2 separate regions of the Mus musculus genome follow, and region 1 is linked to region 2. The links are chromatin loops, found by intact Hi-C in ENCODE. Cell type or tissue: left cerebral cortex. All regions are shown on one strand. Each heading gives the region's core, and the rest is flanking DNA. Links, peaks and the distances in the headings are about the cores only. Region 1 has its middle 23 kb from the start of Gm34244. Region 2 has its middle 51 kb from the start of Gm34353.

What was found. Hi-C counts contacts between places; a loop is a spot of excess contacts. Peaks named below come from ENCODE experiments on the same cell type or tissue, not always from the same donor. Only the 100,000 strongest peaks of a DNase experiment are listed, where the experiment ranks them.
Region 1: a loop joins it to region 2, with 6 times the contacts of the local background. A loop is called at or near these places in 30 of 42 quality-filtered maps.

What each region holds. Positions count from the first base shown.
Region 1 is chr1:137,322,585-137,338,828 of GRCm38, reverse strand. No RefSeq gene overlaps it. Among named protein-coding and RNA genes, the nearest start is that of Gm34244, 23 kb to the left of the region's middle. In left cerebral cortex, for the core only: CTCF peaks have their summits at 4,480 (motif pointing right), 6,682 (motif pointing left), 7,821 and 8,027 (motif pointing left); DNase peaks (open chromatin) are centred at 4,502, 6,399, 6,638 and 8,026; H3K27ac peaks cover 1,158 bases.
Region 2 is chr1:138,036,861-138,053,104 of GRCm38, reverse strand. No RefSeq gene overlaps it. Among named protein-coding and RNA genes, the nearest start is that of Gm34353, 51 kb to the right of the region's middle. In left cerebral cortex, for the core only: a CTCF peak has its summit at 8,335 (motif pointing right); a DNase peak (open chromatin) is centred at 8,371.

The sequences.
Region 1 (16,244 bases), core at 3,266-11,265, 710 kb after region 2:
ACCAACAGATTGGGAAAGCATCTTTACCTATCCTAAATCAGATAGGGGACTAATATCCAACATATATAAAGAACTCAAGAAGGTGGACTTCAGAAAATCAAACAACCCCATTAAAAAATGGGGCTCAGAACTGAACAAAGAATTCTCACCTGAGGAATACCGAATGGCAGAGAAGCACCTGAAAAAATGTTCAACATCCTTAATCATCAGGGAAATGCAAATCAAAACAACCCTGAGATTCCACCTCACACCAGTCAGAATGTCTAAGATCAAAAATTCAGGTGACAGCAGATGCTGGCGAGGATGTGGAGAAAGAGGAACACTCCTCCATTGTTGGTGGGATTGCAGGCTTGTACAACCACTCTGGAAATCCGTCTGGCGGTTCCTCAGAAAATTGGACATAGTACTACCGGAGGATCCAGCAATACCTCTCCTGGGCATATATCCAGAAGATGCCCCAACTGGTAAGAAGGACACATGCTCCACTATGTTCATAGCAGCCTTATTTATAATAGCCAGAAGCTGGAAAGAACCCAGATGCCCCTCAACAGAGGAATGGATACAGAAAATGTGGTACATCTACACAATGGAGTACTACTCAGCTATTAAAAAGAATGAATTTATGAAATTCCTAGCCAAATGGATGGACCTGGAGGGCATCATCCTGAATGAGGTAACACATTCACAAAGGAACTCACACAATATGTACTCACTGATAAGTGGATATTAGCCCAAAACCTAGGATACCCAAGATATAAGATACAATTTCCTAAACACATGAAACTCAAGAAAAATGAAGACTGAAGTGTGGACACTATGCCCCTCCTTAGAAGTGGGAACAAAACACCCTTGGAAGGAGTTACAGAGACAAAGTTTGGAGCTGAGATGAAAGGATGGACCATGTAGAGACTGCCTTATCCAGGGATCCACCCCATAATCAGCATCCAAACGCTGACACCATTGCATACACTAGCAAGATTTTATCGAAAGGACCCAGATGTAGCTGTCTCTTGTGAGACTATGCCGGGGCCTAGCAAACACAGAAGTGGATGCCCACAGTCAGCTAATGGATGGATTACAGGGCTCCCAATGGAGGAGCTAGAGAAAGTACCCAAGGAGCTAAAGGGATCTGCAACCCTGTAGGTGGATCAACATTATGAACTAACCAGTACCCCGGAGCTCTTGACTCTAGCTGCATATGTATCAAAAGATGGCCTAGTCGGCCATCACTGGAAAGAGAGGCCCATTGGACACACAAACTTTATATGCCCCAGAACAGGGGAACGCCAGGGCCAAAAAGGGGGAGTGGGTGGGTAGGGGAGTGGGGGTGGGTGGGTATGGGGGACTTTTGGTATAGCATTGGAAATGTAAATGAGCTAAATACCTAATAAAAAATGGAAAGAAAAAAAAAAGAAATGTAACGAATACTACAAATCTTGTGGTATAAAAAAGGATGATCAATTATGACCAAATGGTATGAATTCTAGGAATTCAAGATGAGTTCAATATATGAAAATCAAGAAGTGATGCCAAGTGCAGCGTGGCTCAAAGCTATAAGCCTGGTCCTGAGAAGGCTGAAGCAGGAGGATCATTGCTGCGAGACCAGTGTGGGCTAGATAGAAGCTCCCATCAAAAACCTCCACCAATGTAATATAGGAACAAACTAGAAAGCTGTGTGTGTGTGTGTGTGTGTTTTCCTCCCCAACAAACAGAAAAGCATTTAGGAAAAATCTTTTTGCTATTGTTACTTTTTCAAAGCTACTGCTCATTTCAAATTAAGAAGTCGATGAAGGAATATTCTGGTTTTTCTTTGTTTGTTTGTTTAATAGGAACAAAAATCTTCATTCACCTGGACACATAGTTAGATATCTCAATGATCTAATTAAATATGGATACAGAAATACTCAGGTTAGAATCACAAAGAATAAAAAGCATTAGGGAATAATCTCTGTTTTCTGCAATGAACATAGAATATTGCTCTGGCTATGACATTATGAGTAGAAATAAGACTAAAACCTGAGCAGCAAATGTAAGGATTATATATATTCTAATATAGTGGAGGGCAAAACAAAATATATTGTAGTTTTTGTAAGAATTTAAATAGACACTTGACAATGTATGTGTTTTCTCATACAAAAATAAATGAGAGACTAAAATAATAATGGTCAACTGAAAGTAAAATCAGACTTATTTACCAATGCCAACATGATAAGAATCATATTAGGAAAGATAACATAGAAAACCTTCACACCCTTACCCTGAGAATAAATACTTCTTCCCATGTAGGATAGTAGAAATTGGACCCTATTGAAGAGAGAGCATATTTGTAAGGATACCAGTGATTATCCTATAGTCCCATTTTACCCAGCCTATTTCCTACAGAAATCAGATGTCTTATCTGAAAGATATTAAGTTAAATGACTTAAAGATGAACTCTAGATTTATTCCAACCCAACCAAATAGTAGCTCCAATTACAGCTGCTGGGCAACCATGTTCATCACTGCTATACCATATATTTAAAGCTTGAGGTATTTGTAGAACCAATATTTGGACAAGACTCCAAAGCAGTTCTCACTTACATGGAATGACACTAGAACTACAGCTTTCCCACTAGGCTGTGCTATTCTACCCTCCTTTGCCATTAGCAAATATTTTAGGAATCTAAACCACCTGAAAACCTGCAGAATATTACCATAACTTTTTGTAAAACTACATTTGATTGATTGAGCAAAATGAACAAGAAGTGCTAGTATGCTATAATCCATAGTAAGCTATACAAATTATACATACTGACTTGGAAAACCTTAATATGCTACTGTTCCAATAGAAATATGTGAGTTGGGAAATCAAGAGGCCACAGTCATTGGGAAGATCCAGTCATGTACCCTAAGCTCTAAGTTAAAGTCCTGGTCTTCAGTGAAATGTGCCTTCCATGGCATGTACCAAGTCTCAGAATGAACTACACAGTGTTTCTTCTCAAAAGGTGGCAGGTGATCCACTTGGACACACTGGTGATTATGGCTCCTTTCTCAAAAGGTTAGTGCAAAAGAAACGGAAATTTTAGACAGCTGAACTACAAATCATTACAACTAAAATCAACCACAGCCTCATGGGTAAGAATAGGAACCTTGATCTTTTGGTGTGACATGGGCTTTGGGAATGGCTCCAGAGCTCCTCTGAGGTGCAGTCACTGAGCTGGCCCCGTGCTGCAGTTCATCTCATTCTGAGATTGTTTCTCATTGTTGTCTACTGTTCACTATAAGTGTTCCCTAGACTCGGCAGCTGAGCTGAGCTACATGGGTCTTCACAACTTAGTTGATGGTGTGGTTCAGGTCCTCTTTTCTGACATTTTGAACCCCAGGTCCTAACACCTTTCCTTAGCACAAGGTGGCTGCACATGCTCATCAGGGTTAGGCTGGTGCAAAGATAACCACAGGGCTCGTGCTTTTGAAATTTGGCATTTGGTATCAGAATACATTTGTAATAAATGGTTTGTTGCGTCATTTTAATGCACCTCTTGCTTTATGATTTTCTGTTAGTGACTCACTGCTTGTTTATATTTCTTTTATGCTACGTATATGATGTTAGACAAAAGGCAAAATTGAGTGATTTTTTTTAATTTAGGTTCAAAATGGGCAATAAATCACCAGAGACAAAGCAAATAAACAATGCATTCAGTATAGCATCTTCTAGTGACAAGAAAATGTGGTTGCTGGTAGTTCAAGAAGTTTGGAAGAAAGATGAGAGCTAGTGCCCGCCCAGCCATCAGAAGTTAACAATGACAATAGAAAGCAGTCATTGAGGGGCTGGAGAGATGGCTCAGCAGTTAAGAGCACTGACTGCTCTTTCAGAGGTCCTGAGTTCAATTCCCAGCAACCACATGGTGGGTCATAAACATTTGTAATGGGATCTGATGTCCCCTTCTGGTGTGTCTAAAGACAGCAACATAAATAAAATAAATATATAAAATAAAATAAATTTTGAGAGAGAGAGAAAACAATCATTGAAGCCAATCTTATCATCACATGAAAAGTTGCCAAATAACTCAATGTGGACGACAGCAGTTGTTTTCTGTTGTATCTGAGGCAACCTAGAAGGTGTAAAAGCTTCACAGGTGGGTGCTGCAGAAAATGGCAAAACATGTCAATTTGAAAGTCATTCTGTTATACATTCTGTTATCCACAACAACTGAACTGTGATATGTGGTTAAAAGTGTGTTGTATGTGGCAACCAGTGATGGCCAGCTCAGTGACTGCACCTCAGAGGAGCAGGTTAACCTGCCTCTCCTCAGCCTCTCCTTTAAAGGCATAATGGGGGACTTGCATCCGAGACATGAATATGACTTTCAGCAATATAATGGAAAGCTTTGGTTTGTTGGAATTACCACCCAGTTGCCCCTTAGATATCACTTGAGGAGAGAATCTGTGTAAAAGAGAATGGCTATGAAAATTCTAATCTCTGGCTGCTGTAGCATAAGCATCCACCACTGGAGGGAGCCACCTTCTCCCTGCTTCTCCTGGATGGACTGGGTACAGTGGGTGTTGAGGTGGGAGCATTACTGGAATAGCAGGACTCTTCTAATAGGTTTGTATTTCCTTCTGGATCTCCCTGTATCTAAAGAAGAAATTCCAGAGCCTTGCTGTGTCGAAGGCTCCTGCTACCCTGCATCCCTTCTTTCCCTTCTTTCCACAGCACACGGAGTGTGGTTGACCTTTCACAATGCTTGGTATCGTTTAGGGATGAATGACAAAGAGAGAGCATGAAAATAGCAAGAACTTATCAAGGGAGGATGCAGACAGAAAGTCTGGGAATAGAATTTAGATCACTGACTCAAAAGAAACTCTGCAGACACTTCATAAAGGTACCCTGCGGTCACAGAAATGAACAGAGTGAAGTTACTAAGGCCACTGATCCTCTTGAACACGAATCTTCAGAACACCCATGGTTGACGTCCCTCTTGTTGGTAACATTCTCAGTTCTGGCTATGTTAAAGTTAAGGCTGTTACTGTGTGGTTGGAAATAACCCAAGTCAGATAAAGCCAGAAACAGTAGCTCCCTGGACTCGGAGCTTCGTTTGGGTTAATGATGAGAAGCCCTCTGTCTCTAAGCAGGTTAGAGCATTATTTCAAATGCACAGAGATTGAAACCTGCCACCTAAGAGAAACACAAAAGAAGCATGCCTTAGGAACATGCTTCTCTTGACTTCTCGTCTGTGTTTTGAGCTAGCTAAATTCTTAGACTGATTTTTGGTGACCTGACCCTAGATTTGAAGGATTGTATCCCAGAATCCCTCTTTGCTTTTATCACTATTGGAGTCAATGACTTTCTGTCTTCCCCTTGGTTTTGCTATGTAGACTATACATTTGGGGCTTTATTGTGCCCCAGGTATTTCTGTAGATTCTCTACTATTGTCCCAAGAAACCCAATAATCATACTCGCTCATACTTACAGAAACCATTTCATGTGGCATCAAAAAAAAATCATTGCAGGAAAAATATGTATATTTTTAATCTATCATTTAGAAGCCATAGGATTCACATTCCCTTTTCAGATTAGGAAAGAATGAAATGCATGAGTATGCAGTAAACCCTCCAAATCACCAAAGACTCAAGAGTGGTCACTATGAAGCCGTTAAGAGCTTACACCACCTCAGTTAGATACCAAGACTGAGTGAGATTTCCAGGACTGAAGTTCGGGTGGTAGGTTTGGGTCATAATCTATTACTTTTTAGTAAGTACTCAAAAGAACTTTAAAACATAAAATAAAAAAAAGAATACTCAAGAGTAGATTTCTTTTTCTCACACTAACCCATCCTCTTTTCCCAATAAGAAAGCCATGCCTGTCTAAAGGTTCCACAAGCTGGAGCTAGGGATTCCCACAAACCCCTCTCTAACACGTCTGTGCAAAGGCCCAGAGCTGGCAATGGAGGTTGGAAGAGCTTTCAGTCCTAGTTCACTGTAGGAGGTAAACATTACAGGAGCATGTGAGGCTAGGACAGAGAACCAAAGAAAAGAAACAGCAGGTTTAAAAGAACATGCAAGAGGAGGACCGGGAAAATATTACAGGACAATAAATTACAGCCCACAGCCCTATCCAGATGTCGGTTCACGGTACTGCAGTAGCCACAGCATGGGGAGGTTAGAGAACCACATTTACCATGTGTGCACTGCTCTGTATTTAATGTTTAAGCTCTTTAATTCTTTGTGTCTATGAAAAGCCTCAGTCAGAAAATCCAGATGGACTATATTAATCAGAGCACATAATTTTAGTGGTAGACATGCTTATTCCCAAAGCCTGGATATATTCCTAGAGCTTTGCAGAGCCTCGTTGTCTTGAGGGAAAAAAAATACGCTTGGCTCGGCAGCATTTGTTAATTTATGTAAGAAGGAAAATGAATCACATATAAACATATGGAAATATCCAAATGCCAGGTTTTCAGTTTTTTTGTTTTTTTAGGTTAGCTCCCTGAGTCCTCATTTTCTTTCTAGCCTGGGATTGGTGGTATCGGTTTTTTAACATTAAACAGACTCCTTGTTTGGAGTGTGTGTGTGTGTGTGTGTGTTTCAGACCAAGCAAATTTCGTGTTTTCTTTGGACAGAAAACTAACAAAGGATGGGAAGTCCTTACTTTAAGACATTACAGTTAAGGGTCATGAACATTCAAGCAGGAGTTACTGCCATCCAGAGGCAGAAAGCCACGAACAGCCATATCCTATCCTAGCTCCATCGTGGAGGAAGGAAGACAAGCAAAATGTGTAGGTTGCAGCAGTTTTGGTCGTTAAATCATCCAAAAAGAAATTGGAAAATGCCAAAACTTGAATGTCACTGGGTCTCTGGTTCTCCTGTTGTCAGAAATGACAGAGTCTCTAGTCCAGCACTCTCCAGAACTGGTCACGGTTTAAAAAAAAAAAAAAAAAAAAGGAGCAGTCTGATGTCAGGCTGGCCATCTGTGCCAACTGTCCTGAGTACTGGAGTCTGTAACACATTCAAAGTGAGCTTCGCACGTGTCTTTGCACATATAGTTTTCTTATATTAAAGCTTTGATGACTGTTGCTGAGGTTAGCTGTTCTAGCAGTTGATACAGGCAGCCCATAGCCCTTCAATATAAGTCATATGCTGTATTTGCTGCCTAGTGACTGTCTAATTGGAAGTAAAGACATCCATGGTCTTTCAGACAAGAGCTTCCAAGCATGTGTGCATGAATTTTTTTTTCTTTTTTGTGGCATTAACAAGCGAAGTCCTGAAAGCTTTGGCATACCTGAGCATTGGGCAGTCATTCTAAAGGAACTAGCTCAGCGCCATGCAGGTTTGGGTGCCGTGGAAAAATAGGTCCATCTAGGTAAGAGACCACTGCACAGCAGCACTAACCACTAGGAAAGTTTCTGCAGCATCACAAAGACAGATTCTGGAAAAATATAAATATGTGTGTGATATATTTTACATGACTCACATATAAATATAGTAGTCACATATACATACACACATAAGTGGTGGTTACACATTGGTAGAAATTCCAACTTAAAAACTACATCAACTTCAATTTTTAACAACAGGCACAAGTAATTATACTTGCCACTTGCAGGTATTTTATACACTCCTGATGGATATAACTGCTTTGGAATAGGTTTTAAAACTTGGAAACACACGCATACACCATTTCTCAATGGGCAAAGCATACTTCAATTTTCTAACTGAATCCTACCCACATGAGTGCAAACATTTTGAGTCAAATAAAATGATTTAAAAATTGCAGAATAATATAGTGTTAATCATCTTCACTCTGCTTGAAGTATTTCAATGCTATTCTATCATATTTTGGGGAAGCCACTCTCAAGCATTTTAAAGGAGAGATAGAGAAGGTTCTCCCAATTTTTAATAGACTTACAAAATACGGACATGAAAGTACGAAGCCTATACTTCTCTAGCCTCCCCTACCCCCGCCCCCCTCTGTCTTAACACTGGGCTGCCCTTCTGCAGGGAACTTTCCACCAGATATCTTGCATGTTCAGGGTTACCAGTGCCCTCTGCTGGCTTTCTGCTTGAAATGAGAGAATGGAGGGAAAGACAGAGATAGACAGACAGACAGGCAGACAGATGAGAGAGACAGAAAAAGATGGACAGAGAGACAGACAGAGAGACAGAAACAGACAGAGTCAGAGACAAAACAAACAGACAGGAGGCCCTTCTGGTCCTGGAAACTGGCACTAAAGAACTAAACAAGAATGGAAGACTTACCTTCACTAATCTTATTTTCTTGTTTCGTTGTCATCTTAAACTTCTGCCAGAGATCCATTGTGGAACCGTTTGTTCCAAGGGGTTCTCACTCACTGCTAATTCAGCATCAGGAAAAGAATATTAGGCTGGGATGAAGGGGCAAATGAATGCAGATTTGGGGACATAGTCACTCATTTTACAGATGCATAAACCACTTACAAGAGGCCCAGGCAGAAGTCGGTTCTCCATCCACCCTAACCTGTTAATGGGTTCGGCAAGGAAGAGCGGCAGTAAGTGCAAGGGTGAGAGGCTGCGATGGAGACTGGCAGTCCTTGCTCACTGTGGGCATTGTTTGGAAGTTTAGCACACAGGTGTGTTGCAAATCCTGTCACTTAGCTCTTTTCCTGCTGTCAGTGTCACTTTTCACTGGGCTCCTGTCCACTTGCCCTGACTCTCGTTTGTCTCCTTTGAAGAAACTCTCCAAAGAGCAGTCAGGGTGATTCTTCTTTTTCATAATGGATTTACTTTTATTTTATGTACGCTGGTATTTTACCTGCATGTATGTCTATGTGGGGGTATTGGATCCCCTGGACCTAGAGTTGTAGACAGTTGTAAACTACCATGTGGGTGCTGAGAATTGAACCTGGTTCCTCTGGAGGGGCAGTCAGTTAAATGCTCTTAACCACAAAGTCATCTCTCCAGCACCAGGTGATTTCTTCTCGAGTTGCATTCAGATTAAACCTCACCCCAAGCCGAGTAGTCTCCCAACATGTTTAGAATACAACCCAGTCTGATTTGCTCCGAAATTCCTCAGAACCAACATTAGTGACCAGTACAAACTAGGTATCTGGTAATTTATTTTAATAAAGAATGAACAGATGAAAGTCATATAAGACTATACTAAGATATTATCACGCAATCTAAAAATAAAAAATAAAGCAGATACTGAACTTGAAGTAGTGATTATCACTGGTTGCTGGCCAATAAGTCTAGGCTAGCTTTCTGGATCTCATTTGTCACATAGACTGAATAATGGCTGTGGGCTTTAATGGTTAGTGATTTGAGGCCTCGAGGTCTACCACCTAAACACACATACACACACACACACACACACACACACACACACACACACACGCACACCAATGTGTGTGCATGCAAGTGTGTGCGCACGCACACACACTCCTCAGATATGTGTCTATCTTATCCTAAGTTATTTTCTAGTGAAACTGCACAAGTCAAGCAAGATTGCTAAGTAATACTGACATGGAGCTTTTGATATGTAACAGTACTGTGCTAAGCATTGACACGTTTTGAGAATTGAATGTATGACCAGCAACTAACACTCCATACAACCTTACTTAATTTGAAGATGAGAGGAAGAAAACAAAGCCACCTAGCCAGTAAGTGACACATTGTGATTCACACATCTACCATCTGATTTCATCACCCAGAACTACCCTGTAGAGTCCTCACGAATACCAGGTGTTCCCTGGCTTTACCTAACTAGTTTCTACCCTAAACTAGGGATGAAAAAATTGTCCCTTAGTCACAAAGGAGACAGTAATAAGTGACCTGCCCCAGCCCCAGCCTTCTGCCAGGCCTTTAGTGTCTGGTAGAAAGAAAGCAAAGGAAGGAGATTGTGTTTGTACAAACAAAAGTGCATCTTACAAAACAGAAAATTAGCAGCGGAAATATCAATTGCTGAGAGGGAGGGGGTTGAAAGGTTGTCTCACCTGAGGTAAAACACGACTTGGCTGCTGAACTAATGACGACATCAATGACAAGAAACACAGACGTGTTCAGAGAGAAAAGCCACCCAGCACTCCAGTGGTCGCTGTGAAACACTAGCCACGCAGAGAACAGAGAGGTAAGGCACTTTACCTTTTGGTTTTAGATTCCAATTTATTATTCTTCTTGGAGCAAAGAAAAAACAAAGATCGATTTTCCTAAAAATCTACACTAGGTAAATGATTTAAATATAATATAGGCTCAGAAAACGAAGACGAATTGTAAAGGATGACAGGATGACTATCAGCCACGGAAAGTGTCTGAGCCCCCTTGTTATCTTCCATACCATAAGATCAGCTCTGAGGAATAGAATATCTATCTAAGGGTAGACATGCCCCATTAGCACAACCCATCCCTCGCTCCAGAGCCTGCATCTCGTTCACACTCGCTTCTAAACTTACTCCAAGGTGTTTTCTTTGGGTACAATCACCTGACAGAATTACTTCCTAATACCACTCCTTAGCATTATTTCCTGGTGTGAGAAGGTTTATCAATGGCAGTCAACACAACTAGGTCTAAAGTAGAAAGCAGACGAGTGGGTTTCCTTTCCCCCACAGAACTGCTGGCTCACAATTTTAAAACAAATTTAGAACTTTAAAGTCACATTATTTCCCTGTCTTTATTAAAGAACATGTGTGTGTAGGTATAAAGAGCACTTCATGCTGCATGTGTTTTGTGTTGTAAATTTTCTTTCTTATGTGTATGTGTGAAGGGAACATATACACATCCACCGAGCCTTCAACTCATCCACCTTTGTCTTCTGAGCTGTTATCACTCCCGAACGGTTAAAACTAAAAACATAAGGTGACAATTATTGTCGATACACTTTTTTAATGGTTTTTCAAGACAGGAGTTCTCTGTGTAGCCCTGTCTATCTTGAAACTCTGCAGACCAGGCTGTCCTGAAACTCACAGAGATATGTGTGTGTAGCTTTACCTGCCTCTGCCACCCAGCTTGTCAATACACTTCTTAGGGTAGAATTTGAATCACATCCCTAGCAGACATGACTTTTCAACTGCACAAGAATAATTAAAGAATAAGAAAACATCCATTTGAGAAGGAGTCAGAGGAACACAGAAAAAGTTTGAGAGAGATTAATGGGGCAACAACATAAATGCAGTACTCACGTATGAAATTCTCTATCCATGGGTCATGTATAGAATACTCTACCCAAAAAGGGTTAGATAGATATTATTTGTGAGCTCATATAGCATATCACCAAGACATATTACATTCGTAAGACTTAAACACACAGAGAGAGAGAGAGAGAGAGAGAAATAGATAGATAGATACATACATACATACATACATACATACATACATACATAATCATTTTAAAAATACATATTTTCATATTATCCTGCAACTAAACTAGAAATTAAGAACAGAGAGCAAGGGGGGAAAACCCAATATTTGTAGAGTAAAAGTCATAATTTAAATGTATGGCACAAGAAACATTAAAGGTCATCTTAAACTAAAGGAAAATACAACTTAATCAAATGTGTTATAAGCAGTAAAAACTGTGTGGTGAGAAATGTAAAATAATTGCAAAACTGATTGTGGTTGTATCATACACTCCAGCAACCATATTCGGAGGTATCTACTCAACTTCTTAAAAGTTCAAGTTTATACAAATATTCACATACAAATTATATTTCATTTTATTATTTTTAAAAATCAATATATAAAAATCAATGTTATTGTTACGATAATCCAAATTGGCTTCCTAATAGGCCTTACATAAGTAATGAGACACATTACACTCATGAAATAAAATATTCTGTATTATTAAGCTGCCAGTAAGCTATCTATAATCCAAATAAATATAATATGTATTTATCTATTTGAATAAATAAAGTAACAATATAAGATAGTCATAAATATATAATATATAAATGACATCTCTATTAAATTACTCTACAGGGAGAATCTCAGAGTTTGGTGACATTTTATAGTTTGATTTTAAAATATACACAAGATAAATAAGGACAATAGCAATAGTACTTGTGTTGGGAAATTTAGCTCTTTCAGTTGTAAAATTTTATCATAAAATTAGAACAATTAAGGTCTGGTAGTAATGGCACATGGATGCTCAAATAAACCAACAGCAGAGAAAGGCTAGGCATGAGTATGCATGTGTGTAAATGGTCAACAATAGCTTGGCTCTGCAAACCTCTGAAAAGGAAATGCAGTCACAACAGGCTCCAGGACAACCAGTTCTGCATTCATAGGTGGGTCTCAGGTCCCCAGGAACTCGGAGAGCAATCCTAAAGATGCTAAAACACCAGGTTTGAAAGGCAGAACATAAGCTTAAAAGCTGTGGAGAGATGTCTTTGTGATCCTAGAGTGAAATAGGGAATTTCTTCAACAGAAGGATGACAATCCATACAGAATACGATTAATCTTTCTAGCCGGGTGTGGAGGCACACACCTTTAATCCAGCACTCGGGAGGCAGAGGCAGGTGGATCTCTGAGTTCGAGGACAGCCTGGTCTACAAAGTGAGTTCCAGGACAGCCGGGGCTACACACAGAGAAACCCTGTCTCAAAAAAGAAAAAAAAAAGAAAAAAAAAGAAAAGAAAAGAAAGATTAATCTTTCTATATTCAAAGGAAATCTCTATTCACCAAAAGATATAGGACTCAGATTGAAGAAATAAGCAAAAATCTCAGAGAAGATATTTTCAACATATAGAATATAAAAACAGTTCATGTGTGGTTAAATACATAATGGACCCCCCAGGCTCGCATGTTAAGCTTCGTGGTCCCCTCATGGTGGCAGGGTTTTGTAAGGTGGAGGATTTGGGAGGTGGGCATACCTGCGAGAAATTGTTGGCTGAGGATACACTTTGAAGGCTGTAACTCCTTGCTGACCCCACCCTCTGTCTCTGCTTCCTTCACCATGAGGTAAAGAACTTCCTTTGTTACAAGCTCCCACCGTCATGATGCTCTGCTCAGGCATATAAGTCAAGCAAACATGGGCCAGCCCCCAGTAAGGAACTAGCACCATTAGTATTTAAGGTGGATAATTTTATAAAACAGCAAGAAAAGGGCAAACACAAGGCATTAACGGGAAAATGATTAAAGTGTCTGTGGACAGCTTACAGAAGACAGATCGCTTGAATCGTTAACCCTGGAATCGCGGGGTTGTTACTGAAGAAAACACCAAGGAATCACTGCCCAGTCATTTACAACAATGAGCTTTCTATGGAGAGTGATAGGAGCCGGAGACACCAGACAACAACAGAAGCAATCCTCCTGTGACAACACAAAGTCCAAGAGCTAAGCAAACCCGTGTCCTTAACCTGTGGATGCAGATCCTTACATGCCAGCGCATCGTTTTGTGGCTCCGTAGATCACTGTTTTCCTTTGAGCATAATACAGAATGAACATATGGATTCCAGCCCTCTGTCTATAGTTATATCGAACGAGTTAATCTGTCTGAGCCTCTGTGATTTAAAGTGAAAATAATTACAATAATGCCTAGCAGAGTTACAGTGTGAATTTGTGATTTACAGTTAGCCGAGGAAAACGCACGCGGTAATGTGAAATGCAGAAACCACTCAATACACAGAAACTATTATTACCTGGGTGCGGCATATCAATACCCTGGAGAATCGTCCCTAGAAGCTAATTATCCTGAAACTATGACTGTATTTGTTGTGCAGATGGCATTTTCTCAAGAGGATGCATCCGAGATGCTGAAAGCCCGGAGTCAAGCCCGGAGTCCACGAGCTCCTTGTCACTCGTGCTTGCACGGAGGACATGCAGCACGTGTATTCAGTCAAGTGACGTTTCATACTTTTGCACACCCAGCAAAATTATCAGAGAGATGCTACTTCTTTGTTAATTGGAGGGGGATTCCTCTCTAGTAGAGAACTAATTCTAGGCTAGTATTTAAGTGAAGTGGGTAGGTAAATAAGCTGTTTTACTAGCCTTTCTGAACAGAGGGATACCTTTCCTCTTCTCCTAAAAACTGCCTGGTTGCTCTTGGACCCACTTATGCTTTGCAACAATCGGCAGCCTGGACATTGTTATTGCACTGTGTTGCCTACAGGTAAAAAAGAAAAAGAAAAGAACGCTAAATACCTACTACAATAAACACGTGAACACAGGATATTCTTTTTGACTTTTTAGCCAATCGAGAAAAGTCCTTCACGGAAAACTACCAAACTCATTTATTTACCACTTTTGTCCCAAATTTGACTAATACATAGAAGAAGAGGAAATCGTTTTGTTTGTTTGTTTGTTTGTTTGTTTGTTTGTTTGTTTTAATTATTAGCATGACATATACCCTAATTGCCATTTCCCTTTGGTCTATTTACTTACAAACAAATATATAAAACTGATGAAGGAGAGCCATTAGAGAAAGCGCTCTCTAGAAATAGAACACTGTTGGGCTGGATTCCAAAGGCAAAAGCAGACACACCCTCATTCAAGTATCGAATCAGACGCCTGCTCACCTCATCCCTTCCACGCCAGGGAAAGCGATAAACAAAAATCCTCAAAGGGCCTTATATTTTGAGTAGAAAATGCCCAGTTTCAAGCTTTCGCCCGTGTTTTCTTCTTTTACCTTCACTTTCCCCAAATTTTGCTCTTTTGAGACAAAAAGAGACTTTCCTGGGCTTAAACTGGATATTCTGGTTAAGTGATTGAGAGAACAGTATAGCCCGTACAGCAGCAGCAGCAGCACAGCTTCTAAAGCACAGAACAGGTTACAATACAACCTAGTGGCCAAACTAGGAACAGCAGCACCTCAGAGAGCCCCTCACAGCCCCAGCCCTCACAGCCTCAGCCCTCACAGACCCTGTCCTCACAGACCCTGTCCTCACAGACCCTGCCCTCACAGACCCTGCCCTCACAGACCCTGTCCTCACAGACTCTGCCCTCACAGACCCTGCCCTCACAAACCCTGAGCCCTCACAGACCCTGCCCTCACAGACCCTGCCCTCACAGACCCTGCCCTCACAGACCCAGCCCTCACAGACCCTGCCCTCACAAACCCTGAGCCCTCACAGACCCTGCCCTCACAGACCCTGCCCTCACAAACCCCCAGCCCTCACATACCCTGCCCTCACAGACCCAGCCCTCACAGACCCTGCCCTCACAGACCCAGCCCTCACAGACCCTGCCCTCACAGACCCAGCCCTCACAGACCCTGCCCTCACAAACCCCCAGCCCTCACAGACCCTGCCCTCACAGACCCAGTCTCACAGACCCAGCCCTCACAGACCCTGCCCTCACAGACCCAGCCCTCACAGACCCAGTCCTCACAGAGCCAGCCCTCACAGACCCTGCCCTCACAGACCCATGGAGGTGGGGCTGAGCCACAAACTCCTCCCACCAGACTTCCCTTGTCCTCAGCCAGTCTCTTTGTTTTCAGGCCTAGCTGAGTTCCTTTTAGTCTAACAAAGGCCCTAGGGTAAAGGGCAAAAGTACAGCCCTCAGAGGCACATTTTAAAAAGTGACAGCAAGAACTGTTATACTGACAAGAGGGAGACTATTAATAAAGCAAATACATTAGGAGACATAATAGAGATTCAAGCTGGAAGCAGGGCACCAAGTCCTGAGAAAGCCTATAGGAACGTATGAATAGGGTAAGAGGGCACCAACTGAAGGGGTGCCTGCCACATTAACTGTGCCCCTAGGGGAGAGGCAGGAAAACTTCAAGACATTAAAAGAAGAGATTCAGCGAGAGACTCAAGAAGTGAAGTTGAGTCAAGTGGAGCAAAGTACATAATACATATTAGCCTTACAAGAATGAATGGAAAATATGTCAGTCCTAGAACAAGCTGTCTTCTGGTTTTTCTGTAAAGGGAATGGTTCGTTTGACCCAGGTAAAGAAACAGACATTATCCATACATACATGTTACTGCTCACACTGTTCCTCGGGCCCGCTGGAAAATGCTCCAAGAACTCAGAGGATTAGAATTCAGAATGTCTTCTTTACATTGAGAAGATCATCCAAGCCGTGTGATTTCACGTAAGAGCCCATATTCTATAGCTCTGGTTAAGGGCTTGGGAGAGAGGATGAAAGGTCTAGAAGACTATGATACCAGCACAAAACAAACAATAAAATTTTAAGTTGGTTAAGTAGAGAAAAAAGAAAGAGACAAATAATATAATGTTGAAGGCTACAATTCACAGTGAAGAATAAAGACACTCAATATCTACACACCCCAAATTCTTACATATAAAAGAAATTGAATAATATAGTAATTATAAGGAATTTTAAATGCATAGCTC
Region 2 (16,244 bases), core at 4,062-12,061:
AAGGTACTCTACCCAACTCATTCTATGAAGCCACAATTACTCTGGTACCTAAACCACAAAAAGACCCCACAAAGAGAGAACTTCAGACCAATATCCCTTATGAATATTGATGCAAAAATCCTCAATAAAGTTCTTGCTAACCGAATCCAAGAACACATCAAAACAATCATCCATCCTGACCAAGTAGGTTTCATCCCAGGGATGCAGGGATGGTTCAATATACGGAAATCCATCAACGTAATCCAGTATATAAACAAAACCACAAAGACAAAAACCACATGATCATCTCGTTAGATGCTGAGAAAGCATTTGACAAAATCCAACACCCATTCATGATAAAAGTCTTGGAAAAATCAGGAATTCAAGGCCCATACCTAAACATGATAAAAGCAATCTACAGCAAAACAGTAGCCAGCATCAAAGTAAATGGTGAGAAGCTTGAAGCAATCCCACTAAAATCAGGGATAGACAAGGCTGTCCACTCTCTCCCTACCTATTCAACATTGTACTTGAAGTCCTAGCCAGAGCAATTAGACAACAAAAGGAGATCAAGGGGATACAAATTGGAAAGGAAGAAGTCAAATTATCACTTTTTGCAGATGATATGATAGTATGTATAGGTGACCCTAAAAATTCCACCAGAGAACTCCTAAGCCTGATAAACAGCTTCAGTGAAGTAGCTGGATATAAAATTAACTCAAACAAGTCAATGGCCTTTCTCTACACAAAGGACAAACAGGCTGAGAAAGAAATTAGGGAAACAACACCCTTCTCAATAGCCACAAATAATATAAAATACCTAGGCGTGACTCTAACTAAGGAAGTGAAAGATCTCTATGACAAGAACTTCAAGTCTCTGAAGAAAGAAATTAAAGAAGATCTCAGAAGGTGAAAAGATCTCCCATGCTCATGGATCGGCAGGATCAATATAGTAAAAATGTCTATCTTGCCAAAAGCAATCTACAGATTCAATGCAATCCCCATCAAAATTCCAACTCAATTCTTCAAAGAATTAGAAAGGGCAATCGGCAGATATATATGGAATAACAAAAAACCTAGGATAGCAAAAACTCTTCTAAAGGATAAAAGAACCTCTGGTGGAATCACCATGCCCAACCTAAAGATGTACTACAGAACAATTGTGATAAAAACTGCATGGTACTGGTATAATGACAGACAAGTAGACCAATGGAACAGAATTGAAAACCCAGAGATGAACCCACACACCTATGGTCACTTGATCTTTGACAAGGGAGCTAAAATCATCCAGTGGAAAAAAGACAGCATTTTCAACAAATGGTGCTGGCACAACTGGCTGTTATCATGTAGAAGATTTCGAATTGATCCAGTACTATCTCCTTGTACTAAGGTCAAATCTAAGTGGATTAAGGATCTCCACATAAAACCAGAGACATTGAAACTTATACAGGAGAATGTAAGGAAAAGCCTCGAAGATATGGGTACAGGGGAAAAATTCCTGAATAGAACAGCAATGGCTTGCGCTGTAAGATCGAGAATAAATGGGACCTCATAAAATTGCAAAGCTTCTGCAAGGCAAAAGACACCGTCAATAAGACAAAAAGACCACCAACAGATTAGGAAAGGATCTTTACCTATCCCAAATCGGACAGGGGACTAATATCCAATATATATAAAGAACTCAAGAAGGTAGACTCCATAAAATCAAATAACCCTATTAAAAAAATGGGGCTCAGAACTGAACAAAGATTTCTCACCCGAGGAACACCGAATGGCAGAGAAGCACCTGAAAAAATGTTCAACATCTTTAATCATCAGGGAAATGCAAATCAAAACAACCCTGAGATTCCACCTCACACCAGTCAGAATGGCTAAGATGAAAAATTCAGGTGACAGCAGATGCTGGCGAGGATGTGGAGAAAGAGGAACACTCCTCCATTGTTGGTGGGATTGCAAGCTTGTACAACCACTCTGGAAATCAGTCTGGCGGTTCCTCAGAAAATTGGACATAGTACTACCAGAAGATCCAGCAATACCTCTTCTGGGCATATATCCAGAAGATGCTCCAACCGATAAGAAGGACACATGCTCCACTATGTTCATAGCAGCCTTATTTATAATAGCCAGAAGCTGGAAAGAACCCAGATGCCCCTCAACAGAGGAATGGATACAGAAAATGTGGTACATTTACACAATGGAGTACTACTCAGCTATTAAAAAGAATGAATTTATGAAATTCCTAGCCAAATGGATGGACCTGGAGGATATCATCCTGAGTGAGGTAACCCAATCACAAAGGAACTCTCACAATATGTACTCACTGATAAGTGGATATTAGCCCAGAAACTTAGGATACCCAAGATATAAGATATAATTTGCTAAAAACATTAAACTCAAGAGAATGAAGACCAAAGTGTGGACACTTTGCCCCTTCTTAGATAGGAAACAAAACACCCATGGAAGGAGTTACAGAGACAAAATTTGGAAGTGTGACGAAAGGATGGACCATCTAGTGATTGCCATATCCAGAGATCCATCCCATGATCAGCTTCCAAACGCTGACACCATTGTATACACTAGCAAGATTTTACTGAAAGGACCCGGATATAGCTGTCTCTTGTGAGACTATGCCAGGGCCTAGCAAACACAGAAGTGGATGCTCACAGTCAGCTATTGAATGGACCACAGGGCCCCCAATGGAGGAACTAGAGAAAGCACCCAAGGAACTAAAGGGAACTGCAACCCTATAGGTGGAACAACAATATGAACTAAGCAGTACCCCGGAGCTCTTGTCTCTAGCTGCATATGTATCAAAAGATGGCCTAGTCAGCCATCACTGCAAAGAGAGGCCCATTGGACTTGCAAACTTTATATGCCCCAGTACAGGGGAATGCCAGGGCCAAAAATGGGAAGTGGGTGGGTAGGGGAGTGGGGGGGGGGTATGGGGGACTTTTGGTATAGCATTGGAAATGTAAATGAGCTAAATACCTAATAAAAAATGGAAAAAAATTTCTTTTCTTATATCATTGTCAATGTTAAAATAATGACTTTACACTGAACTTGAGGCAAACAATGGTAACAATGACAAAATGTCACATCCAGGCTTTCTCTAGCATTGTCTTCTTTACCTTTTGGTCCTTTTTTTATTGATATTGCTCCATTAGAATTTCCAGTGCTAACATACCACATTAGAGTGCCCTGAAGTTAAGTCCAGAGTTATCTCTTAGGCTTAGCCAGTTCTGAATTCAGCTCTAAGTAACACGAATTCATTTCAGAGTGGATCTACCAGATAACCTATTCCATGTCACTTGTGTCTGGCCTTGGCTCCTTGGGGATGTGTAGAGTTGCCTGTGACAGTTGAAGAACAGTGTGGAGGCAGTTTTAGATACAGGAATTCCAATTTGGATCTCAAAGAATGTTCCAGATATTATTCCACTGAGTTCTGCCATTGATTCTTGCTGTGTGATGTCAAAACTAAATTTTAAGTTTTCCTCCTGCAAATACTAACTGTATTTTGTTTTCTGGATATTTAGTAATTTCTTTTTTATTGTTTAAATTTATTATTATTATTATTATTATTATTATTATTATTATTATTATTATTATTTGGGTTTTTTTAAAACAGGGTTTCTCTTTGTGGCCCTGCCTGTCCTGGAACTCACTCTGTAGACCAGGGTGACCTCGAACTCAGATATTCGCCTGCCTCTGCTTCCCAAGTGCTGGGATTAAAGGCATGCGCCATCACACCTGGTTATTTTTTTTTAAACAAGATCCTAATCAGTGCCCTCACAGAGTCCCTTCCCCATCTCCATCTCCTTCTCCTCTGAGAGAGTTGTGTCTATCCTGTGTATCCCCCAACCCCACACTGGTGCTGCAGACCTCTGCAAGGTTAGCCTCATCGTCTACCGCTCTGGGGAGACAAAGCAGCCCTGTTGGGGATCCACAGACAGACAACAGTTTTAGGGATAGTAGCTCCTTGGTTGGTGAAATGTACAAACTCTACAAGGTTCAATTTGTCCTTTTCATTCTTTCTGGTACACAATTATATTTGGGCTCTAATTGCTTCATGATTACATCTACTTACGGTGACTTGGTTTCTCCTTTGTGTGAGTGGCTTCTGTCAGTGGCACGTGCTTAGCCTCTTCCCTCCATGAGTCTCCTCTGGATTTCGGTAGGACAGTCCTCTTTTCCTCTGCATGACGCTTAGCTTCTGACCTCTTTACTGTCAGATCTTTCTGCTCCTACACTTGCTCTTCAGTTTTAAGTATTTCATAACAATATGCGCGCGATGTGGTGGCATTTTAAATTTTTCTAACTTAGTTATTTGTCAGGTTTTGTTTTTCTACAGCAACTGCCTCCCTTCTCCCTAACTCCATTTCTGTCTCTCTTTCCTAGCATCCCGCGCTTTTGTGTTTTGAGAGGACAGGTAGATCTATATTCCCTTTTTGTATTGAACGTCCAAACTCACTTAATTTCCTTACATTTACGTTGTTGTATTTTTAACTCTCACATGCATTTTGCTCTCCTATTATAAAAAAACAAAACCAAAAACCTTCAAACTTGTTTTTCCTACCTTGTTCCAATAAGTTAGACATCAAAACCTAAATTTGAGTTGTACAGATGCTTGCATGTGATTTACATTCTGGAGTTTCCTCTTGACCTTGGGAAGAAAGCATCTCTTCATTCCATTGCTGTGCCCAGCTCCAGACCTCTGCCCTGATGACACAATGACTGGAGACCATCTGAAGACACATCAATTCCCATGGACTCTGAGGCTATCGTCTATGAGCCAAGCTAGGGTGGGTGCTCCAGCTGTTGCTCCCATAGCACTCCATAGCTCGATGGTACTCCATGTAACTGAAACTTTTCCCCCAGTGTCTCTCTCGGGCAGAGCACCCCAGATTGAGAACCCCATCTGAGCCTCTGTGCACCCTTCTGTGGTAGTTTGCAACAGAAAGAAGGCTGAAGAAGTAGTCATTGCAGTTACTCAGTGCCTGGCTTTTTATGAGACAATGCAGATCTGGACTCAGATCCTCATGACTACAAAACAATCACATTGCCAACTGGGCCAGATCCCCAACCCCAAGACTGCATTTTGAAGGGGTTTTGGTCCACAGGCAAATGAAAAGAATGATAAAACATCTAACATGCCTCCGGCTCCAAGCATTTATGTGCTGCCCTCATAATTTTTAAAATTATTTCTTTTATTCTTCTGCTATTATAATGTAATTGCTTCACTTCTCCCTTTTCTTTCCTCCTTTCAAACCCTCCCATATACATCTCCTTACTCTTTTTAAAATTAATTGCCTCTTTTTAAATTAATTATTTATATACACGATATATACATATATACATATATATACACAAATAATATATACACAATGTACATATACATATATTGTAGATATATTTCTATTGTACATATATAAAGTATGTATACAAACAGTATGTCATATATTTGAATAATAAACACACACATATGTATTCCTAAATACATAAGTATAACCTCCCTCTGTGTGACATAACTTGTATGGATATTTTAAAGGATGGCCATTTTGTTTTGGATAACCAATCCATGTGCTTTTCCTGGTGAAGACTATGCTAATGTGCATAGGGAAAGGCGCCAGGAGGCCTCTCCTGAACACATGGGACTGCAGGCAACTATGTAATGCTGTGTGGGGGAGAATAATCTTCCTCATAACTCCTTTGAACTACGGGTTTTACAGAACTCCATGAACAAACATACTACAAGCAGTGCTCAACTCTCCCTGTCTTCTCACACAGTCTGCTCACACTGAATTTCACACATATACCCCCCTCTTTGCCTTTGTTGCTTTGTGCCTACAGTACAATTGGTCCCTTCTAATAGTTCCTCCATTGCATGATTTAACCTCTGTTCCTGGCTCACCTTCACAGAGGCCACACTTCAGTGAGCACAGGCGAGGCTAGGGAATATTTTATTGAAGGTTATTTAAAAATGCAAAGAAGAAATCGGACTCTGTGATGTACGTTAACCTCTCGCTATTGAATAGAGTATTGAGTATTACTTGGTTGTGGGACACTGGCCTAGAAAATGACAAAACCTCGCACCAGGAGAAGAGAAATCGAGTTGGATGTTAGGGGAATTCAGAGAAAACCTTGAATGAAAGATCAATGAAGCGACTGGATAGTTAGCTCTGTCCATCCGTGGCCTATGCTACTGAAGACTTTCACCTGAAGGAAGCAACTGCTCTACCATCATTTGAATCCCCTTCAACAGGTGCTGACCTTACACAAAAGAGTTACACACCAAGCTTTAAGGTAAGAGGTATGAGTATCTTAAGTCAGCTAATAAAATACGACCCCTTAGAAAATGCCTTAGGAGTTGGGTTTTTCCCCACCCTTTAGGACTTGTTCAAAAACAAATATCTGATTAACTTCCATGCAATTACACATTAAGTGATTCCACCCCACCCAAATGATCACATGGTTCCGTCAAAATACAACACCTACTACAAATGTAATGCTCACCGGGTCAAAGAAACCCATTCAGTGACTTCATTACTGAGGAGACCTTTAACATTTTATTTGATGAGAAGCTGCATTTTATGGGTGAGATTATCTGTGTGTGTGTGGCTTTCCCTGGAAAGATAAAAAGAAATATCTATACATCCTAGTTAAAACCACAAACAGCACATTCTGATTACTTTAGTGAATCAGAATTTCTCAGGACAGCATAGGTGACTACAGGAAGCTGTCCTGCCAAGAGATCATATCACAGGTACTTGCTCACCTCTTCTATGGTGGAAATTTGAATTCTGGCAAAAGGGGGGACCTTGGAAGGAACTCCTAAGAGTCTTGTCACCTTTCATCCATATGATATCAGTGGTTCCAGTCTTAGGAGGCTTTCATAAGGCTCAGTCCAAAGGCTTTGCTGGACTTTTAGCTTAGCATAAGGCATAAGACTTCAAGAAGGAGTCTTCTGTCCAACCAGGAGAAGCATCCATTTTCAATAATCACTCACTTTGATAGAAGAAAGCTTCTAAGTACGTGAGAACTAAGGGGTGATAAGCAAAGAATGACTTCAATGTAGGATTAAGAAGAGAACCAGTTTGCACATTGGAAAGTTTTCATGTTGAGCTAGCCCATCACACAGTACAGCAGATATTTTAATCCCATCTCAATAGAAAAACATCTAATTTTAAAAATTATATATATTCATAATTCCAACTCAGGTGTGTGTATATATATGCATATATGTACATATACATATATATGGATATATACACATATATGTACGTATATGTACACACACATATACGTACATATACATATATGTACACACACGCGCGTGTGTGTATATATATATATATATACCTGAGTTGGAATTATGAACCCAAAAAGAAGCACTGATGTGTTCATTAAAAATGAAAGTATCATCTCATCTCTGAAAATCCTGTATTAAAGGACACTTAAAGATCACCGGGATCACAGCTGAGGGCTGATAAATGTACCACAGAGACCCTGGGTTTATTTACATACTTGTCTCACAGGTTTCATCAGGGACTATAGAGGATTTTTTTTTAGAGAGAGAGAAGAGGAGTTCTTGGAAGATGGTTAAAAATTTTTAAACAAATCTGACCTCACTAAATTATAAAATCTAAAATGTTGGAGAAAATAAATCTCTGAATTTCCCTAGGAAATGAGTCGTTACTGAGCTGGAGGCAAGATTCCAATCTCAGCTTAGGTGGAGGCAGAACAATTATCTGGGACATAATGACAAATGTTGGCTATTCTATCACATTCTGAGAATAAGTTTTTTTTTAATGAAACATAAAGTTGCATAAATGTTTATGCATAAGTATTCTAGACAGCAAGTAGACAACGTCAGCCCTGTTAGCATGTGATCATAGATATAAGATGAGCACATTGCATAATTATTTTAAACTTTTCCTACTGTACATGGGTTACCTGTAAACAAAACAAAGTATTATGCTTATTCAGTTTTTAAATTTGGATTTGAGTCTTGTTATTTAAATAGATGTTAACATACTTTAAAACACATTTTTAATTTCAAGATGAAATTATCACTTCAAATAATTTTCAAATGAATTCTATGGAAGGAGCTTTTCAAGTCCACAATAAGTACAATAAGATTGGACTTTTTGTCAAGAACACTTTGGAAATATATATTTCCTGCTGACTGAAGGCTGAATGAATATGTTAGAAATAATATTTGATTCTACTGGTCTATGCTTCTAGCTTAATTTCAAAGGACACGGAATAGTACGAATATACTCAGAGATAATCATGTAATGAAACTTTTTTTTTTTTTTTGCGCAGATATATTTGCTGTTCCTCGCCCCATGTAGAAAGCATAATGACCACCAGGGTGCGCTAAAACCTTTGCAATAGTTTCCTTCTGCTGGTGGGTGGGGCTTCTAAGTATTCCTTTGTATGGTGCTTTTTACGGGTGTGCATGCATATTGTGTCACTGATATTGCTGACAGGAATGGCACTCTAAAATAAACTAAGATTATTCCTGTGGGATGAAACACTTTAGCTTGAATTTTGTACAGTCTTCCCAAACAGGACCAGCATGGCATTTCCAATTATGTCTCATGGGAACCTACTGCTGGATCACTCTCTGACATGAGGCACCCAAGAGTGAGCGACACTTATGGCCAGTGTTTCCTCACATAGCTCTCCTATCTGTCATTACATACAATACTAGCCTCCCTGCAAAGTGTGTGTGTGTGTGTGTGTGTGTGTGTAAATGTGTTCAAGTGTGTGTATGTGTGCAAGAGTTCTGAGTGCTTCTGTGTATGTGAGTACAAACGTGTGGGTAAGTGTATGTGACTAGAAGTGTGTAAGTTTATGTGTGAGTGTGCCTGCAAGAGTGTGCATGTGTGTGAGTGTGTGTGTCAACACAGGTGTGCGTAAGAATGTCGGTGAGTGTGTTTGCAAATGTGTTCATGACAGTGTGTGTGATTCCCACACTAGATCGTCTTCTCTGACACAAATTTTGCAATGTTATATATATCAACCTCATTTATTTGTCAGTCTCAGGATTACATCAAGAGCAGTCTCTTGTCATGTGCCTCTTGACACTTTAAAACTTTATCAAGCCTTCCTTGCCAAAACCTTTAGGAACCTATGGAATGGCAGGTGGAGCACAGGGAAGACTATGGAGAGTCCTCTCTGGGTGGTTTTAGAAGCAGGAGAGTGACTTGGGTCAAAGTACAATAGTAAATAAGAATCGAGGGCAAGGCAGGCTTTGGAGAAGCGAGTGTTCATAAGTCTCTTTGTGTGCCACAATTTCCAATATGGTGTGACTTCTGGGGGGGAGGGGGGAGTGTCCCCATAACTGCTTCCAGGGGAGAACCCAGTTCTGTCTCATGCTGTGTTAGGGTTGTTTATTGTCTCTCTGGAGCCCCCAGTTTAACTCTGTTGGGCTGATGACCAACAGAAGTTCTGCCTCAACAGGCTGGCCGACAAGTCCTTTCAGAACTATCCAAGCATTAGACTTTTTTCCAGCTCAAATATCTCCACAGTTTAGAAAATAACAAAAAATGAGTGAAAATGAGGTGAGAAAATATTAATTGGTGACAGCTCCAGAATAGTGTTGAGGACATACCACACTGAAAACAACGCTCGTGTTTGCTCCGTTAACTCAGCCCTGCAGAACACTCTGGCACCCTGTTCATTTGCACTGCGATCCCGGTCTTCTGTGACCTTGCTGCTGCCTCTCCACTTTGGGGGTTGATCTTCTATGTGCCTCTGTTTCTTTGCCCTTATGTAAGAGGGAGGGCAGCGGTAGCATCTCCTCAAGGAACCTGCTTGATTTTGCTACTCTGTGCTTTGCAGTCTCCCTTTAATATGTGTGAGGCTCATTTTCTCGATGAAACACTTGCCTGGAGATTCTAGTTAACCTTGGCTTTTTGTTCACGTGAATTTCTCTTACCTTGTGACTCTGCGCCTCTAAGGGTAATTATCCCATGAGATCTCAAACTATTCCTTAAGGTGAAGCTTTCCAGCAAGGGGAGATGGGCACCTCTGTGTTTCTAGGCTTTGATTTCCACAGACTCCGCAGAGTTCTTAAGCCATAGGATCCTTCAGGCTGGCAATGCAAATTGGAAGCCTCAGGCAAGACTCAGGTCTTCAGTTTGCCCTTGACTCCAGAAGACATTTGAGCTATTTTTATTTACTTCGTGCTCACAAAATGAACACGTTTGAGGAAAGCTGACTTACAAGGGAATAAGACCTCTTTGCCACTTTGGTCAAGTGTTTGTGGTCTGTAGGCATCCTAACAGGATCAATCCAGTCTGTCCTTGTGACCTGTATTGACTTAAGACTCACTACTGCTTGCCCTTGGCCTCTGAGTTATAGATCACAGAACCACACAGGCTGTATCACAGAGCCTCTTGTCTTCATTAGCTATACTGAGGATTCACACTATCATCCTTGGGCCAGAGGAGGGATGCACCCCAGAAAGGTGGACTTGTCTCAGAGATCTGATAGTTCCCCAATTTCATTATTAGCCTTGTCTCTCTCCACACAGCTTCAGGATAATGATACAAAAGTAGCCTGGGTTTTCACATAAGGACTTGCATTTTTCAGAGTGGTCCTGTCCTGGGTGCTGGAGACCCTGAATCAGCTGTAAGGAATTTAGTTTTCCCTTGATGCTTTGTTGCCATTGGCACTAACATTTGGACCTCTCCCTATCTCTGTGTCTGTACAAGTGCTGCCCTGTGGCTCAGTTGGTTAGCTTTAGAGTTTCCTTGCCTCTCCCAATTCTCCACCTCTGAGATGCACTAGCGTCTCCCTGACATAGTCCAACTTGTGAAAAAACAACAACAAAAACCAAACAGCTTCTCATATCACATAAAATTTGTATCCAATATATATTGATCATATTCCTTTTCCTCCTCCAACTTCTTCCTACCTCCCTACCCACCCAACCCATGCATTTCCCTCCCTCCCTTTCACCTTCCCTCTCTTGAAGACCCCAAAATGAAAACGAGAAACACATAAATAAAAAAAAAGAAGGAAATCAATAACACACACACACACATAAATACCAAAGCAAACCAAAACGTGTACAAAACAAAGCAGGGTGCCCAGTTCTTGCCCTCATGTAGATCCTGTCTTGTCTTCCAGGCTGGCATCCTTTGACATGGCTTTCATCAGCGAACAGCTGATCTTTCATGTCTGTGATCCCCAGCCTCAACATCTGCCTGAAACTCACATCTTCCAAATGCTATGCTGATGGCACTGGGGTGACTAAGCAGCGCTTTGGATCTTGACCGCTCTATTGCTTTTTATCTGCAAAAAATAAACCCAGCATCGGCACCATAATAATTCCACTTGCCTTCTTCTCCACTCCAGCCAACATGCTCCTGACTGAAGTGTCAGCAAGCAGGACTTGCCTGCCCCTTGCTAATCTCTTCCTCATCGCCTGGACTCTGGAGGACACGAGAGCTTCTGCCTCCAGCTCCGGGCACTCATTAAGAGTCATTTATATTAATGCACCTTCTAATGGGAAAATCAGTCAGGTGGCATAAAATTTATTAAGAGGAAGAATATTTAAGTTGACTCTATGTCCTCGTTTTTTTTTTTTTTTTTTTTTTTTTTCAGGTGTGCACAAGGGATCCAGCTTCCTTCAGAAAAATATTGCATGGAAATAATGGCTTTTAAAAGAATGGTGGTGAGGCAGTTTACGCGTGTAACTGTAATTTAAGGTTTATTGATTCTTTCTTTCCTCTTATAAGTATAAGATTTTTCTATCTATACTACGGAGATACACAGCCATTGATTCAGAGAAACTGTCTGACTTTAGCTCTCTACTTTGACTAGAAATATAAATAAATAAAGAGTTACTACATTCTTTGCATGGATTTTTCTTTCATCCTAAGTACTGTATTGACTGGCTTGTTACCCAACAGACTCCCCCCGCCCCCCACCTCACCAAACACACACACACACACACACACACACACACACACACACACACACACACACAGAAAGAAAGAAAGAAAAAAAAGAAGAAAAGAAAGAAAGAGGAGAGGAAAGGAGAGGAGGGGAGGGGAGGGGAGAGAAGAGAAGAGAAGAGAGGGGGAGGGGGAGGGAGAGAAGAGAAGAGAGGAGAGGAGAGGAGAAGAGAAGAGAAGAGAAGAGAAGAGAAGAGAAGAGAAGAGAAGAGAAGAGAAGAGAAGAGAAGAGAAGAGAAGAAGAGAAGAGAGGGGGGAAAGCCTGCTGTGTTGTCTGCTCTTGTGACTCACGCTAACTAATCAGATGAAACTGCGCTCTGTGTGTTCATTTAACAAACTAAACACACCACATAGGAATCATCTCAGCATCTCCCCTGCAGCCGAGTTTATTTAAGGTCCTTTGGCAGGCACTGGTCCTGGAACAGGCAGCTACTTGGACGCTCTGTTCATGCAATTTGACACTTAATGGTTTTCCCTTGGCTGAGAAACTTAGCAAGCAGAAATCAGGGAGAAATCCAGAGACCTGAGCATTGGCCCTTGGGTCTATGGAAGGGAGTGGTGGGAAGTAGGGGGGTGGACAGGACTGCCGATGGCTGCCCTGTTGAAGAATCATCCTCTGCAGGAGGAGAAGGCCCTGCGCTTACAGTGCAGGCAGGCCCTTTGAAAGGTGGGTGGGCAGATGCCCCAGCTTGTCTGAAACTGCAGCTCCTAAAGAACTGGATGCCCTGACTTTGCAAGGCAGACTGTGGAGGGGGCGTGAATCAACCTTACAGAATTAACTTTTGAGACATGTCCTGTTGACACAGTTGCATGACTTGAGAACAATTCCTTAGTTGCTCAGAGCTTGGTTTTTCTGCAAAACATTTCTCTAAAATTGAGACGATGTTATTAATTACTTGCCAGTTCACACTTTCTAGTTTAATGATAAATACTGTGGTTGAATTTAAGGACCAATTTTCTAATGCCCGGCTAGTTCCAGTTTTCTTATGAAACTTAGAACTTATGAGAGTTATTTCCAAGGGCTGAAATAAAGCCTGTCTGAGATAATGTACAAAATCTATTACAAGATTAGGAGAAGCAATTGTCATCCAAGCATTAGGACCACTGCGTGGATCTTTGAGATCCCCATCACAAGGCAAGGATGGTAGACGTCCTTGCCATGGTGAGATGGGGGTGGGGGGCAGCAAATAGCAGATTCCTGTAGCTCCCTGTCTAGTTAACTAACCTGTTAGGTAAAGGTCTTGGGAATTGCAAGCTCTTACAAACCAAAGTTGGAAGATGCCTGAAAAATAATGCCTGAAGTGAGTGTTCTTCTCACCTCTACCAGCACGTGCACACATATACAAATGTGCTCACACAACATGTATGTACACACACACACACACACACACACACACACACACACAACTGTATTAACAATAAAAATAAAAAAGAATGATTTATCACAATAAAGTTCTTATAAGTGAGTCTTATGGTTCGTTATCTTTACAAAAAAATCTCCTCCCCTGGTCATAAGATTTAGACTTAGGTACCAATAAGAGCTGTGTAGAACTAGGCTACAGCTTCAGGCTTAGGTGCTTTACCTACTAACTCAGCTTAACCACAGTCTAGTAAGAATTCATGCTGTCAGAAGCCAGCCTACTTGCTCTCTTTGTCTCTTTTCCCATCCACCTGGCCTTGCCTGGGCCCTTTGATCTCGGTATAGGCAGAGGCTTAGTTCTCATTGTCTGGTTCCCAGACAAATCCCCACTTCAGAGAGGAAGTTTCAAAGCAGACTCAGCTTCTCCATCCTTCAAGGCAGGATACTGAGTCACTCTTCCTGTTACTGTTAAGTCCTAACAAAGAGCTCTAGCACTGACCACAGACTCCTGTCTCTACTCACAAGGAATCCCCCAAGGTGGCCTCATGAAGGAGATGAGCCTGCCAATACTGGCTCCCCTGTCTACTGGCCACTCCCTCAGCCATGTTTCTGCTTCTGTCTTCTGGTCTTTTGCATTCAGCAGTTTAAAAACACAGGCACTGCTTCCCTGTCTTATTTTATAGACAATCGCCACCCCCGATATTTATTATATTCCTTGTGGGATTTTGCCTTTAAAGCAGGGAAGGAAATTTGGAGAACTTACGTAATGTGCCTGGGACCACACAAACATTTACATTGATAATGACAGTCAGTGTGTTTTGCATTTATTACTCATTGATATGATTGAATCAGCCACAGACTTTCTTTACCTCAGCAATGTTTCAGCAAGTGAGAGAGAAGTGGAGAGAAGTAGTGCTCTCTCCTTTTTCTGTGGTATGATATAGACGATGCACACTTGAACACACCTGCTTCTTACCTCTGTTCTTATGCCGTTGGTCAGAACTTACAACACGGCCACATTTAGCTACAAGAAAGGCTGAGCCAGTGGTGTTCTTATACGTATCAAAATTTCCATTATTATAGAAGACAAATATAGAAATGAGGGCTAAGCACTTTTTAACCACAGTGCTTCAAGATGCTTTCATGAAGGTTAGCCACATTAAAAATGTGTGAGTTTGGGTCAGAAAGATGGTGCAATGGTTAAATGCAGTCCTGCTGCTGGGGTTATAAGTTCAGTATCCAGCACGCAATTCAGGCTTCTTACAACTAGCTATAATTCTGATGCCCTTTTCTGACTTCAGAGGGCAAGTGGACACATACCACAGATAGACATGTACATACACACACACACACACACACACACACAGTACATGTGTGTATAAATAAAAATAAATACTTTTTACAAGTAAGAGTCTTTGTGAATGTCATAAATAAGTTCTAAACTAACATTCCTGACATGTTTTAAGGAAACCCTTCTATTTCACAGGTCCGGGTGTTTTACCAGCACCTGGAAGGCGCTCTACATTACAACAAGCACAACAGACACAGAGTTTCCATGGGGGCAGGCCCTCGGGGCTTCTTGTAACTGAGGTTTGTGCTGCTGTGCAAATCACAAAGTGATCCAGAAATCATAAACTCTGCAGATTTGACCGTGAGCTGTCCTGCAATTTAATTTTATTTTCATGTTGTTTGCCTTTTTTAAAGATTGAAACTAAAGAACAACAACAGATCTTTCTCCTCTGCCGTGGGGCCTCCCCTTGAGTGTAGCCACCAAAGCAGGCTGCAGATTAGAACTCCTACCAAAGAGCCTTGCATTTGAGGGTTGTGCCTGTCAGGTATTACACTAATCTGCTTTGACAAAGCTAAAGTTTACATCTGGTCTTCACTTTTCACAGCTGCAGGACTAACAGGAAGGAGAGACAGTCTCCGAATCCCACAGATGCAGCAGCAGTAGCTCTCTCCATGTCCTGCTTCTCAGAGCCACTGGATACAAGTCAGGACGGGAAGCCGGGATCCTTTTCCCGCATCTGAATAATCTTCTGTGGGTTGCAGGGCAGCCAGCCCCAGCCTGGCACCCTTGGTTTAGCTGAGGTCCAGGCATAACAGGTCCACCCTGCTGTCTGAGACCAGGCACATTGAAGAGGACGTATGTGGGTGTTTACACAGGACCAGTGAGCTTGGGCCAGGCTCAAGCTGTGCTTGGGTTCTCACTTCTTTGAGCACTGGAATTCCCCAGAATTTCCCCCAAATTAAAAGAACCAACAAACTGTATTGCAAACACAAACAGAGTTTGTTTTTTCTTTTAACAAGTAAAAACTAATTTATGCTAAAGCTTTGTTGCCTTCAATCAAACCAACCTCATGATCTGCTGCCAGTACGGTCCTCTCTGAACATCTCAAGTTCGTCAGGATTAAATGCTGCTGGGAAAACCATATCATTTTCAAGCCACTAATTGGCCTAAATGCTCCTCTATTTTATATAAATACATGAGATAGTACCAAAAATAGAGTTGCATTCGCTAGCCTGAATAGTTAGCTTCCATGTGAGGTCATTTCTTTTTATTCCTCAATATTTAGGTCTGCCTTTAGAGAGAAGGGGAAACCTTGTCTTTTGAAAGTGTACACTATAATTTCACATAAACAAAGAGGCAGCTTTGATGTCTATTTTTGACTGTTAAGTATTTTCTAAGTAGTACCACATAAAATAAAAATCAGCCCCTCGACTATTCATTTCATTCATATATATGTGTGTATGTGTGTCTATACATATATGTATGTATATATATATATATATGTGTGTGTGTGTGTGTGTGTGTGTGTGTTCATATGTATATGCATATATACATATACATATATATACAAGCACATATACACACAACATATATATACGTATGTTATACACATATATGTGTAATATATATATATATATATATATAT